Regions from separate parts of the Homo sapiens genome. Here all the other regions are linked to region 2. The links are chromatin contacts, found by Hi-C or POLR2A ChIA-PET in ENCODE. All regions are on one chromosome and are shown on one strand. Each heading gives the region's core, a stretch centred on a gene start or an enhancer-like site at or near the end of the contact. The rest is flanking DNA. Distances are from core to core; before and after follow the strand shown. Region 1 overlaps TNXB (tenascin XB). Region 2 holds the start of NEU1 (neuraminidase 1). Region 3 holds the start of PRRC2A (proline rich coiled-coil 2A).

Region 1 (3,564 bases), core at 35-2,534, 220 kb after region 2:
CAGTGAGAAGCCTGGAAGAAAGACAGTGGTGTTAGAGAGGGAGGATGCAAGAGGAGAGTGGGCAGTGGGAAGAGAGAGAGGGTGTGGGGGTGGACATCCAGGTCAGGTGGCATCTGGGCCCTATGGGGGAAGAAGAGGTCCACCACCCTCCCCACAGCAGCCACAGGGTGCCCTTTCCCCAAGCCCAGACATCGTTCCTGTGGGAGAGACCAGCATAAAGTGAGCCAGGGGGTCTGAAAAGCCAGCTTAAGAAGCAGTGGTTTCACCTCCCCAATATACAGTTGCTGCCTGATGGCACCCAGGCCACCCCCACGCAGTTCTGATGTGTCCCTTCAAGGTCAAGGCCAAATTGTGGAAAACAGTAACCACTAACCACAGTCTTCAGCCACTCTCACCACAGTGAGTCAGAACGGGAATCACTGTTTTCAATTCCCAGCCCACTCAAACTGCTCCAGTGAATCTTTGCAGGTGCCCCAACCACATCACCCTCTATTGCCTAAAATAACAATCCTGGAAGTGTCCCGGGAAACCCCAAAGAAGGCGCTGCCTTGACCTTAGGCATCCACAGGATGGATGCCAGGACCCTGGGGTGGGGACGTCTTCTAGGGACAATGGACTCGTGCTTTGTCCTGGGGGCCCCCTGGAGCCCCGGCCAGGTAGGGCCTGAAGGTAGAAGGGGGCAGTGGGGGGTGGCAGTGGGAGGAATTCATGAATGCAGGCTCCAACGGCAGGTGAGGCTGGACAAGGGATAGGTGTCCCGTGGCCCCAGCCCACACTACCTGTGGTGGTGATGAAGGCGTAGGACTTGGAGGTCTGCCCCGCCCGCACCCCGTGGACCTCCACGTGGTAGGTGGTGCCGGGCCTGAGGTCGGGCAGGCTGACGGTGCGCGTGGTGCCCGGCACAGTCAGCTCACCGCCGGGGCCCTCTGCAGGCGGCTGAGGCCGCCAGCGCAGCACCACGCGCTCGAACTGGCCGCGGAGCCCGTCGAGAGACACGAGAAGCGCGCCATCGGCGGAACTGCCCAGCACCTCTGGCTTGGGGTGGCGGGACGCAGCCACCCGGTCGACGCCTTCAGGCGAGAGGCCGTAGATTCCCTGGTTGGAGTCCCGTTTCCTGGTGCCGGGATCAGGGCTGGCGGTGGGGCGGGGGTGGCGGGGCGGGGGTGCGGGGGAGCCGGCTGGGGCGGCGGCCAACAGACGCCGCTGCAAGTATTCATGGATGTGGCGCGCCACCGACGTGTAAGTCTGGTTGGCCCGCAGTGGGTAGCCGTGAGCCCGCAGGTGGCGCTCCAGGTCCTGCACCGTGCCGCGGAAACGGCTCAGCTCGGCCGTCAGGTTGCCCCAAGGCCGCCGTGGGGGCTGGGACAGGCTTGGCCTGGGCGGGGACTCCTCCTCCCTTTCCTCTGCTGGCCTCGAGGGCCAAGGGGGCCGTGGGGGCCGCGGGGCTGGGGCTGGCCGGGGCCGGGACTTGGGGGGCGGGGCTGGGGGGCGCACCTCCGGGTAACTGTAGTGGCCTGGTGCTGCCAGGGGCAAAAAAGGGGAGAACAGGTCAGTGGCAGCTCCCTCCCGGCACTCCTTCCCGCGGCAGCCCCTCCCTCGATCCCTCCCACCAGAGCCAGAGGCCTCTTCCCTGTGCCCCAGCCCCACCTGGAAAGAGAACGGAGGGAAATCGGTCAGTGTCCCGCAGCCCCCCCATTCCCCTCCAAGCCCACCACTGTTGGTGCCCTAGAAAGAAGAGAGAAGCCCGTGGGTGGGGCCCTGTAGCTGAAGGAGAGAAAGGGGAGTCGGGGAAGAGAACATGAGCTACAGCGAGGTGGGTGTCCCCCTGTCACAGGAAAAGAAAAATATCCAGGTATCTGTTAAGAAACCTCGAGGTTTAGTGGAAAATCACTGCTGTGAGACCCACCTCCCAGCAATCCCAATCCAAAAGTCAACAGGACTGATGATCTCTAATCTGCCTAATTCCAGTCCCACAAGATCTATCAGCACAAGGCCTGTCCCGGTACCTAAATTTAAAAAAGAACCTCCCTTAACTGACTGGATCAGGCAGCATCTCCTATTCACTTCTCTCCCTGGGGCCATTCCTTTCATAGGCTAACCTGTAATAACCTTCCTACAGGACTCCAGGCATCTGAGGGCTCTGTCTCCCCAGTGGCCTCAGGACAGAGCAAGGCCCCCAGCAGGTGCCTCGAGACTGCCACACACCTGCCAGAAGCATTCAGAGGAGTCTGTGAGCCCTGAGCCTGGGCTCCTGAGGAGGAGGATCCAAGGCTGGGAAACCAGGGCCCTTCCCTAACCTCTGGCCAGCCATACCTGTGTTGGCCCTGACAGAAGCTGGGTAGCTGACTGCCCGGCCCCGCTCCGCTGTGACAGTCACCACATATTCTACGCCTGGCATCAGGTCAGTCAGCAGCGTCCCGTCTGCTTCAGGGGGCACTTCCAGCCTCACCCTCTGGTTGCCGGCACTGACGTAGGACACCACAAATCGGTCCACCTCAGCCTGGGGACGCAGCCAGCCAAGCTCCAGTGTTGTCGGTGTCACAGCCACCACTCGGAGGTCCTGGGGCCCATCGATCACTAGCCAGGTTAAAGAGGAGGACTCAGGTGGGTGTCTGGTTCTTCAATCATCATCTTTCCTTCCAAGAGCCTAGCCCCCATCCAGCCCCTTCCTTCTGCCCTCCCGGAGGGCAGATTCCCTCTCTAGTCCAGATCTCCACTCAGGACACCCCTCCCCACAGCCCCAGCTCTCACTGGTGGTGATGGTCTTGGAGGCAGGAAGGCCCCAGCTGGTCCCTCGAAGGGCTCGGACAGTGACCTGGTACTCCTGTCCAGGGGCCAGTCCTCTCTGGTCATAGGCTGAGGCAGAGCTTGGAACCCGTGCTGTGAATGGGGGGCTCGCCCCCTCTGTCTGTGAGAGAGAGCACCAGGTGGCTCAGGGGCTGGCACTCTTGCCTCTGCTGCTCAATCCCCCTTATCTCTTCTTTCTCCAATTCTAAACAGTGTCAGCATGGTACTGTGTGGAACTTGACCCTGTACAAGCTGGGGAGCAAACATGCTGAGAGCGCTAACTCCTTGTGAGCCACTGTTCTAGGCGAGGTACACACATGAACTCACTTAATTCTCACAACAACCCTACGAAACAGGTCCTATTAGTCCCATTTTACAGATAAGGAAACTGAGACACAGAAGGACAAGTATCTTGCCAACGTCACCAACACCAAGAAAATGGCAAGAATTTAGGCCCTAGCAGTGTGATCCCAGAGTCCCCTCTCATGGGCACCCCCTATTTATCTGTCAGAGTCCCCTCTCATGGGCACCCCGTGTTCATCTGCCAGAATTCCACCCAACATGCACCAGGACTCTCCCTCCAGCTTTGCCCTGGCAACTCTGACTACCTGGGCATGAGGAGCCTTTTCCTAAGCTTGGTCCTGTCAGAACAAATGAAGTAGATCAAGGATGCCCCTTCAAGTTGCACTTTCTCCTTAAAGGGTCTGCCTCACCCTGAACCTCCTCGTAGATGCCTGCTCATGGCTGTGTAACAGGAGTGGGACCCGCATCACAACC
Region 2 (3,671 bases), core at 768-3,267:
AGGGTGTACAGCTGGACATGTGCACCAGGGGCCCAGCCACAGGGTGCATGAGAGCTTAAACCCAACCTGTGCTCACTCGCCAAGCTGTGCACCCTGGCACAGGCTTGTGTCTGTCCAAAGAGGCAGTGCCTTTTTCTACTTTGCATGAGGGTATTGCATGGACTAACGCAGTCCTGTTGACAATGCCAAATGGGAAGCCAATGGCAGAGTTCCCTCTTCTCCTGATAATGTGTTCCTACCAGGATGCCCTGTCTTTCAAGGAATCCCACCCAAGCCAGAAAATCTGACTTCAGAGAATCTTCCCCTTGGAAAGGAGTCCATTTGGGGGTATCCCTCAGACTCTCCACAAGGCAGCCCCCTCCACCTATCTCCTAGGACAGAGACCTGAATACCAGAGCCCGGTCCAGGGGCAAACACTTCAGTGCCAATATCCAGGGAGAGATTCCGGGGTGTGCTCCAGGAAACACCATCATCCTTGCTCCATACCAACATGGTAGAGGCCACCTGGCAGCCGGCCTTGTGAGCACAAAGGGAGTAGAAAAGAAATACTACTCCTGTCTCAACATCGCTCACTACTGCCCCAAGGTTCAGCCCATCGGGGACATCCCCATCATTGACAATGAACGCTGTAGGAGACCATGTGCTGCCTGAAAAAAATTGGAGGAAGAAACCCAGAGTGAGCACTCTGCAGGTACCCTTTCTACCACTTCCCGTTAATTTCCCACCTTCTGCTAGGGACCTCAGGCCTTCCGATGGTCCCAGGGTGCAATCCAACACTTGCACTATCTATACCTCTTGTCCTGTTTTATTTTTCTCCATTGCATTTATCACCTTGCAACAGACAAAAAAGTTTACTTGTTTATTATGCTTGTCTGTCTCCTTCCAGTACAATTTAAATCCTGAGGGCAGAGATTTTTGATCTGTTTTGTTCGTGGCTATATTCATGAAACCTAAAATAGTGCCTGGTATAGGTATATAGTACCCAATAAATGTTTGCTAAGTGAATGTCCAACTCCTTGGTGATCCCAATTTCCAGATCACTGTCCTAGACACTTGCCCTTCTCGGGTTCCCTCTACCCCTCAGGGACTCAGGCAACCAACCCTCTAAGTTCCCCTATCCTCAGGGCCCTTGGGCTCATTGGGCTGCCCACCCATCCAACCTAGCACCGGCTCTTTCACCCAGACATCTTTATACCCTGGTCCATGGACCTCCGCAGGGCGATGAACTTGGCCCCCTCATCGGATGAGGACATTTTCCTCGCCTCAGCAAAGGCGAGAAGAGTGCCCCGCGGAGTGGCTGTGATGAGCGGGATGCGGAAGGTGTCCACTGAGCCGATCTGTCTCCCGCTCACCCACAGCAGTTGCTCCATGGTCACCAGCGGCTGCACCTGTCATGGGAGGAGGAAGGGTCAACAAAGACAAACTTGTCTTGGGGGTTTTAGGAACCCACGTTCCGATGGGAGAGGGAGGATCTAATGGGGATCCCGAGTAGGGGATGGGGTCCCAGAACAAGAAAGAGGAACACGAAGGGGAGTTTGGAGCGAAGCTGGAGGCTCGGAGCAGGGGAGGGTCTACGAAAGGAGAAGGCGCCTTCAGGGAGGGAAGGGGACCCCAAAAGAGGAAGGGGCTCGAATGAGGAGAAGGACGGGGACCCGGAGAGGGAGAGGGGCTGGGAGCGGTAGGAGGAAACGGGGTCTGGGAGAAAGAAAAGGGTCCTGTCGCGGAAAGTCGGCTCAGCCGCCCGCGTTCCGGGGGACACTAGGTGTCGATCACCTGCGCGGGTCGGGGATGGGGCTATGCAAAGGGTGACTCACCAGACCGAAGTCGTTCTCAGCCTTGGACCAGGAGGCTGCCAGAGACAGCAGCAGGAAGATCGCGGCAAACACCCAAACCCTACAGCCTCCCCAGAAGCCCAGAATCCGCGGCCCCCAGCGTCTGTCCGGGAGCGCCGTGCTGGGTCGCTCCCCAGTCATCTCTCCCCGCAGCTGCCGCGACCCTGGCAGCTAGACTCCACAGAGTCGGGAGTCAGCTGACCCGGACCCTTTAAAGCGCAGATGTCACCCTTAAGCCCGCCCCGGTCTGGAGGCCCCGCCGCGCTTCCCGGACTCTAATTGGTCTTCAAGTAGCTCATCTCCTCCCACGTGATCACGCAGCATCTCGAAGCTTGCCCTTCCGATTGGCCCTCTTGGAGGCCCTCTTGGAGGCCCGGAGCGCGTGACCCGAACGGGAAGCGGACTGGCTGGGGTGAAGAAGGGACTGGCACCATCCTTATTGGGCTTTTTGATTGGCCGCGGCACCAGGACACGTCACAGGGGCGGGGCCGATTTTAAAGAGCCGGGCGCGGAAAAAAAAAGGCCGCCTGTCGTCGTGGAGAGAATGAGTCACAGATTTACTGAGTTAACAAAATATCTTTAATAAAATCTTTTTGTTTGTTTGTTTTGTTTTGGAGACAGAGTCTGTCACCCAGGTTGGAGTGCAGTGGCGCGATCTCGGCTCACTGCAACCTCTGCCTCCCGGGTTCAAGCGATTCTCCTGCCTCAGCCTCCCGAGTAGCTGGGATGACAGGTGCATGCCACCACTCTCGGCTAATTTTTGTATTTTTAATAGAGACGGAGGTTTCACCATGTTGGCCAGGCTGGTCTCGAACTCCTGACTCAGGTGATCCGCCCGCCTCAGCCTCTCAAAGTGTTGGATTACAGGCGTGAGCCACGGCGCCTGGCCTAAAACCTTTTTTTACCACAAAATGGAGACCTGTAAGGCGAAGTGAGGTTGGATGGCTGGACGGTGGGGGTGGGGTGCAGTCCTGGATCAGGGCCGGAGCTGTCACTTCTTCCTCTTCTTGTTGTCCGGGGGCGCCTCGTTCTTCTTGCCCAGAATCTTTAGAAGGCTCTTGGACATGTAGTAGGGCCGGTCCAGGGAGCCGTTGTTCCGCTCCAGGTCTTCCACTGAGCCGCAACAGAGACCGGTTAGAGCGGACCCTGGGGCCAGGAAATCGGGGACTGGGAGGCAAGCTGCCTGCGGGATTTGGAATCCAAGCTGCACCACCACCCTTACCCCCGGGCAGGTTATGTAATCTCAGTTTCCTCCTGTGAAGTGGGGTCGGGAATATTATGTTGCATAGAGCGATGATAAGAATTAGCGGAAAAAATGCATGTCAGTCGCTTAGGAGGAGACTGGCAAACCCTGAATGGATGCATGCTGTAGAGTAAGAAAATCCCCTGCCGCTACAGCCACCTGCTGGGAAGTCTCTCTAATGGCTCTTTTTTTTTTTTAATCTTTTTTCTTTGTTTTGAGACGGAGTCTTGCTGTCGCCCAAGCTGAAGTGCAGTAGCGCAATCTCGGCTCGCTGCAACCTCCGCCTCCTGAGTTCAAGCGATTCTCCTGCTTCAGCCTCCCAAGTGGCTGGGATTACAGGCGCCCGCCACCGCGCCCAGCTAATTTTTTGTATTTTTAGTAGAGAGGGGTTTCACCATGTGGGCCAGGCTGGTCTCGAACTCCTGACCTCAGGGTGATCTGCCCACCTCGGTCCCCCAAAGTGCTGGCATGACAGGCGTGAGCCACCATGCCTGGCCTCTAATGGCTAACTTCTACCCGAGATTTCTTAGGGAAGATAGCAGAGACCTCTCCATCAGAATGCTCCTTCTTTGGAGAGCCTACCGGCCTGGGGGCTC
Region 3 (3,806 bases), core at 607-3,106, 240 kb before region 2:
TTTGTATTTTTAGTAGAGACGGGGTTTTGCCATGTTGGCCAGGATGGTCTCCATTTCTTGACCTTGTGATCTGCCCGCCTCAGCCTCCCAAAGTGCCAGGACTACAGGCATAAGCCACCACGCCCGGCCTCATATCTCTTAATAAGAGTTTTTCTAGAAACATTTCTCAATCACCCCAGGCATAATCATATTTTATTTCTCTACTTCTTTCTTTTTTTTTTTTTTTTGAGATAGAGTTTCGCTCTTGTTGCCCAGGCTGGAGTGCAATGGCACGATCTTGGCTCACCACAACCTCCGCCTCCCAGGTTCAAGCGATTCTCCCGACTCAGCCTCCCGAGTAGCTGGGATCATAGGCATGCGCCACCACGCCTGGGTAATTGTATTTTTAGTAGAGACGGGGTTTCTCCATGTTGGTCAGGCTGGTCTCGAACTCGTGACCTCAGGTGATCCGCCCGCCTGAGCCTCCCAAAGTGCTGGGATTACAGGCGTGAGCCACCGCGCCCATCCTTCTTTTTTTTTTTTTTTTTTTTTTTTTTTTGAGACGTAGTCTTGCTCTGTCACCCAGGCTGGAGTGCAACCTCCGCCTCCCTGGTTCAAGGAATTCTCTGCCTCAGCTTCCCGAGTAGTTGGGATTACAGGCGCCCGCCACCACGTAGGGCAAATTTTTGTATTTTTAGTAGAAATGGGGTTTCATCATGTTGGCCAGGCTGGTCTTGAACTCCTGATCTCGTGATCCACCTGCCTAGGCCTCCCAAAGTGCTGGGATTACAGGCGTGAGCCACCGCGCCAGGCCTTATTTCTCTACTTCTATAATATCCTGTGCATTATCTCCAGCGCCTTCAAATCATAGTCATTGAATGATCTGTTGAATGGGTATAACTCTGATGGGAGCAGAGAGTTCTAGAATCGGGTAGTAAGAGACAAAGGAGGGTAACAGTACTGCATTTCACAAAATGAAACCCATTGTTAAGAAATTACAAATTCCCAATAATTTCAAATATAAAAATTTATTCATGAAAATTATAGGTTATAAAATTAAATGTCCGTCTTAGTCGATGGTTGCCCATATTTTGATGAACGAGTCATTCCTAGCCTATCTTTGTTCAAATGATTTGCATACATTATGCAAATAGGTAGAACTGCCCGAAGAATGCCTACGCTGCGTGGTGCGGACGAAACGCTTCCCGGGGCCTTTGGATTGGTCTGTCTAGCCACCTCATTTGCATGACGTAATATAATAACTGGAAGGCCCCGCCCCTCTGGTGCATTTCCCCGCTCCAACCACCTCCTCAAACTCACGGCAAAGGGATGCGAGAGCTGGAACTCTTACCAGGCCTGCGGAAACTCAGCCCTCCGGCAGCTAATCCCGCCCGCCAGCCCCCGTCCTCTCTCTCTTTCTCCCTAGCTGAAGGCGCCACGGGCCGTGTGTCGTTGCCTTCCACTTTTGGCGTCCCAACGTCTCTCCGCTCCCATCTTTCTACTAACGTCCGACGCACGCTCCGCCTCTTTCTCCCACATTCGTCGTGTAAATTCTGCGTCCCAACCGCCCAGCCGACCTGCACCGCATTCCCGCCCCCTCAACACGGCTCAACGGCCGACGCTGGGGGCCCGCCTCCTTAGCCAATCGGGGTCCTAGTGCCCTTAAGTCCCTCCTCTTTATGCAAATAACCTCCGCATGCTCCGCGCGCCCGGCCCTTTTTTTTTTTTTTTTAAACTAAAGACAGCCCTGGAAGTAGAGGGTTAGGGTAGAAAGTGCCCCGCCCTTTATGCAAATTAAGGGGCGTGTCTAGGCGCGGAGGGAGGTGGGAGGTGGGAGGGGGTGCTCCCGGGGGCGGCGGTTGCCCGGATGGGCCGTTAGTCGGGGCTCAGCCGCGGAGTGAGCGAGGGAGACGGGAGGAGCCGAACCCGGCGCCATCCGCCGCCATCCTCCCCCGCCCCACCGCCATCCCGTCCCGGGGAGCCCCTAGGCCCGGGTCCCGGATCCCCGCGCACCCGGCCAGGTGAGTCTGGGTGAACCGTGCGCTGACGCCCTTTTCCGGCGCGGGAGAGGTGGTGGCGGTGGCGGTGGCGGCGGCGGCGGCGGTGGTGGGCCGGGGGGAGGAGAAGCTGCCATTAGCCGCCGCCATTTTGTCCTCCTGCTGCCGGGCCTGCTTGCCCCTCCCCCTCCGGTACCTCTACTCCGGGACCCGCACCTCCGGCAGTTCATTCAGGATCCGTAGTCTGCCCCTAACCACCCACCGTCTTGGCTTCAGGGGGTGACCCCTGCGCCTGGGTCCGTAACTCCCTACCCTCCGCTGCGCTCCTGGCTTTTCACCCCCATTTGTGGGCCCCCTCCCCGGCTGCCGCCCCGTGGTGGTGGGCCGCGCCCGACGGTTCTCTCGGAAGGGCGCTTTTCCTCCATATTGGACCCCCTCCTATCATCCAGCGCTGTGTTCCCCCCTCTGGACGCCCCTCTTCGTGTCGAGCCACTCCCACTCTAGAATCCTGCTTTTATCCCAGCATCTTTGCTTTCTATGTTGCTCAGTCGCCCTATGTCTGCTTTTTCATTTTTCCTGTTCCTCGTCTCCTTTCTCCCCCAACCCCGTTTTTCTTCTTGGGCCTCTGCCCCCTTACTTCGTTGTCTACATCCTTTTTTTTTTTGCCATTCCTGTTTCCATATATTTTCCACCTGCTTTCGTATTCATTATTTTCTGTTAGTTTTGGTCTATTCGCTACATGACTCTTGTATTCGTTTTCCCTTCATATATTTATCTTCACAGATTGGCCTCCTCAAACACCTACGAAGCAACATCCATCTTATCTCTAGCTTGTCATAAAGTTCTTTCTCCCCAATTTTAGCTTTCATTCTGGGCCTGTCTGGATTTCCCTGCTTTCTTCCCCACTATTTCTCATCTCTTTACACTGTTCCCGTCCATAAACGAATGCCTGGTCACTCTGGAATGGACTGAGAGACCTGTCGTCCGGCTTGCTTAGGGAGCTGGAGGTATCGAGTAAAGAAACACTGGTGATGGACATTTTTAATGAGGATAGGAAAACGAAGATGGCTCTGGCCTTGGCCCTCTGTTTTCTGGCCCATGGTTACAGGGTGCTAAGGTGGCTCCATAATGCTTTTTCTCAGTTCTTCATATGGTAAAACAGTATTTCATCTGGAGGCGATTTTTTCCAGGAGCCAATACAGGAGCAAGTTTAGGAAAAGATGGGATATTTCAAATACTTGAGGTTCCTATAGCCTGGGAGTATGTACAGCCCTAGTTGTTCTATGAGGATTTCTCTGGTACCAACCCCCATTCCGGCTGAGCAAGCTCATAAAATCCTTAAACTCCCAGCATACCTTCCTGCAAACCTTCCCAGATGGACACGAGGCTGCTGGGCTGGGAGCCTGGGGTACAGGGCCCTGGGGGCATGATTAGGGAGCTTGTGTCCAATAAACAGGGAATCTAAAGTGTTGTTTCTTCTTCTCTGATGGAATTGTATGCTTCTTTTTTAGTTTTCTCTTGCTTGAATTTGTCCTGTTGTAAGTCTCTGAAACGATTTTGGTGGAGAGAGAAGAGATTATTACTTGTAGGGAATTACTCTTTGTAGACAGGCACAAAGGGCAGAGTGTTTATACTAGGAGGATGCTGGATTTTTACTTAGATTTCCTTGACAAAGGTGTCTGGGGGAAAGGAGGGAACATGGCATTTGAGCTATGAGGGAGCTAAGTAGATCATGGTTGCTTGAGAAGAGTGGGCAGTTTACATAGACTGGAGGAAAAGACACCAGAGGGCCTCATATCTGAGTCCCTAATGATAATGCAATGGAGTTTT

What was found. A loop is a pair of places that touch in the nucleus more often than their neighbours do. ChIA-PET counts read pairs that join two places held with the same protein, here RNA polymerase II (POLR2A). Pooled maps may share reads with other maps.
Region 1: a pooled map shows a loop between it and region 2 (3-fold over the local background). The contact joins the enhancer-like site here to the promoter of NEU1 in region 2. A Hi-C loop is called at or near these places in 2 of 50 pooled maps. POLR2A ChIA-PET finds 5 or more read pairs at or near these places in 4 of 52 experiments (Caco-2, H1, IMR-90 and 1 more).
Region 3: a loop to region 2 is called in a map of CD8-positive, alpha-beta T cell, with 28 times the contacts of the local background. The contact joins the promoter of PRRC2A here to the promoter of NEU1 in region 2. A Hi-C loop is called at or near these places in 7 of 168 maps with a recorded cell type or tissue (B cell, CD4-positive, alpha-beta memory T cell, CD8-positive, alpha-beta T cell and 3 more), 16 of 37 single-sample maps with no recorded cell type and 19 of 50 pooled maps. POLR2A ChIA-PET finds 5 or more read pairs at or near these places in 5 of 52 experiments (BJ, CD4-positive, alpha-beta memory T cell, WTC11 and 2 more).

The regions. Positions count from the first base shown.
Region 1 is chr6:32,086,472-32,090,035 of GRCh38, forward strand. TNXB (tenascin XB) reads right to left here. Exons shown (of 44, transcript NM_001365276.2): 5 at 2,752-2,908; 6 at 2,314-2,577. Among named protein-coding and RNA genes, the nearest start is that of TNXB, 21 kb to the right of the region's middle. Within about 2 kb of position 1,285, at least 20 of the 41 ENCODE cell types and tissues checked have a DNase peak (open chromatin) inside an H3K27ac peak, as active enhancers do.
Region 2 is chr6:31,860,804-31,864,474 of GRCh38, forward strand. NEU1 (neuraminidase 1) reads right to left here and starts at 2,018. Exons shown (of 6, transcript NM_000434.4): 1 at 1,815-2,018; 2 at 1,196-1,388; 3 at 385-647. The coding sequence starts at 1,973. SLC44A4 (solute carrier family 44 member 4) reads right to left here. Exons shown (of 21, transcript NM_025257.3): 21 at 2,389-2,945. The coding sequence ends at 2,824. RefSeq lists enhancers at 2,199-2,824, 2,825-3,448, 3,449-3,671.
Region 3 is chr6:31,618,859-31,622,664 of GRCh38, forward strand. PRRC2A (proline rich coiled-coil 2A) reads left to right here and starts at 1,857. Exons shown (of 31, transcript NM_004638.4): 1 at 1,857-2,000.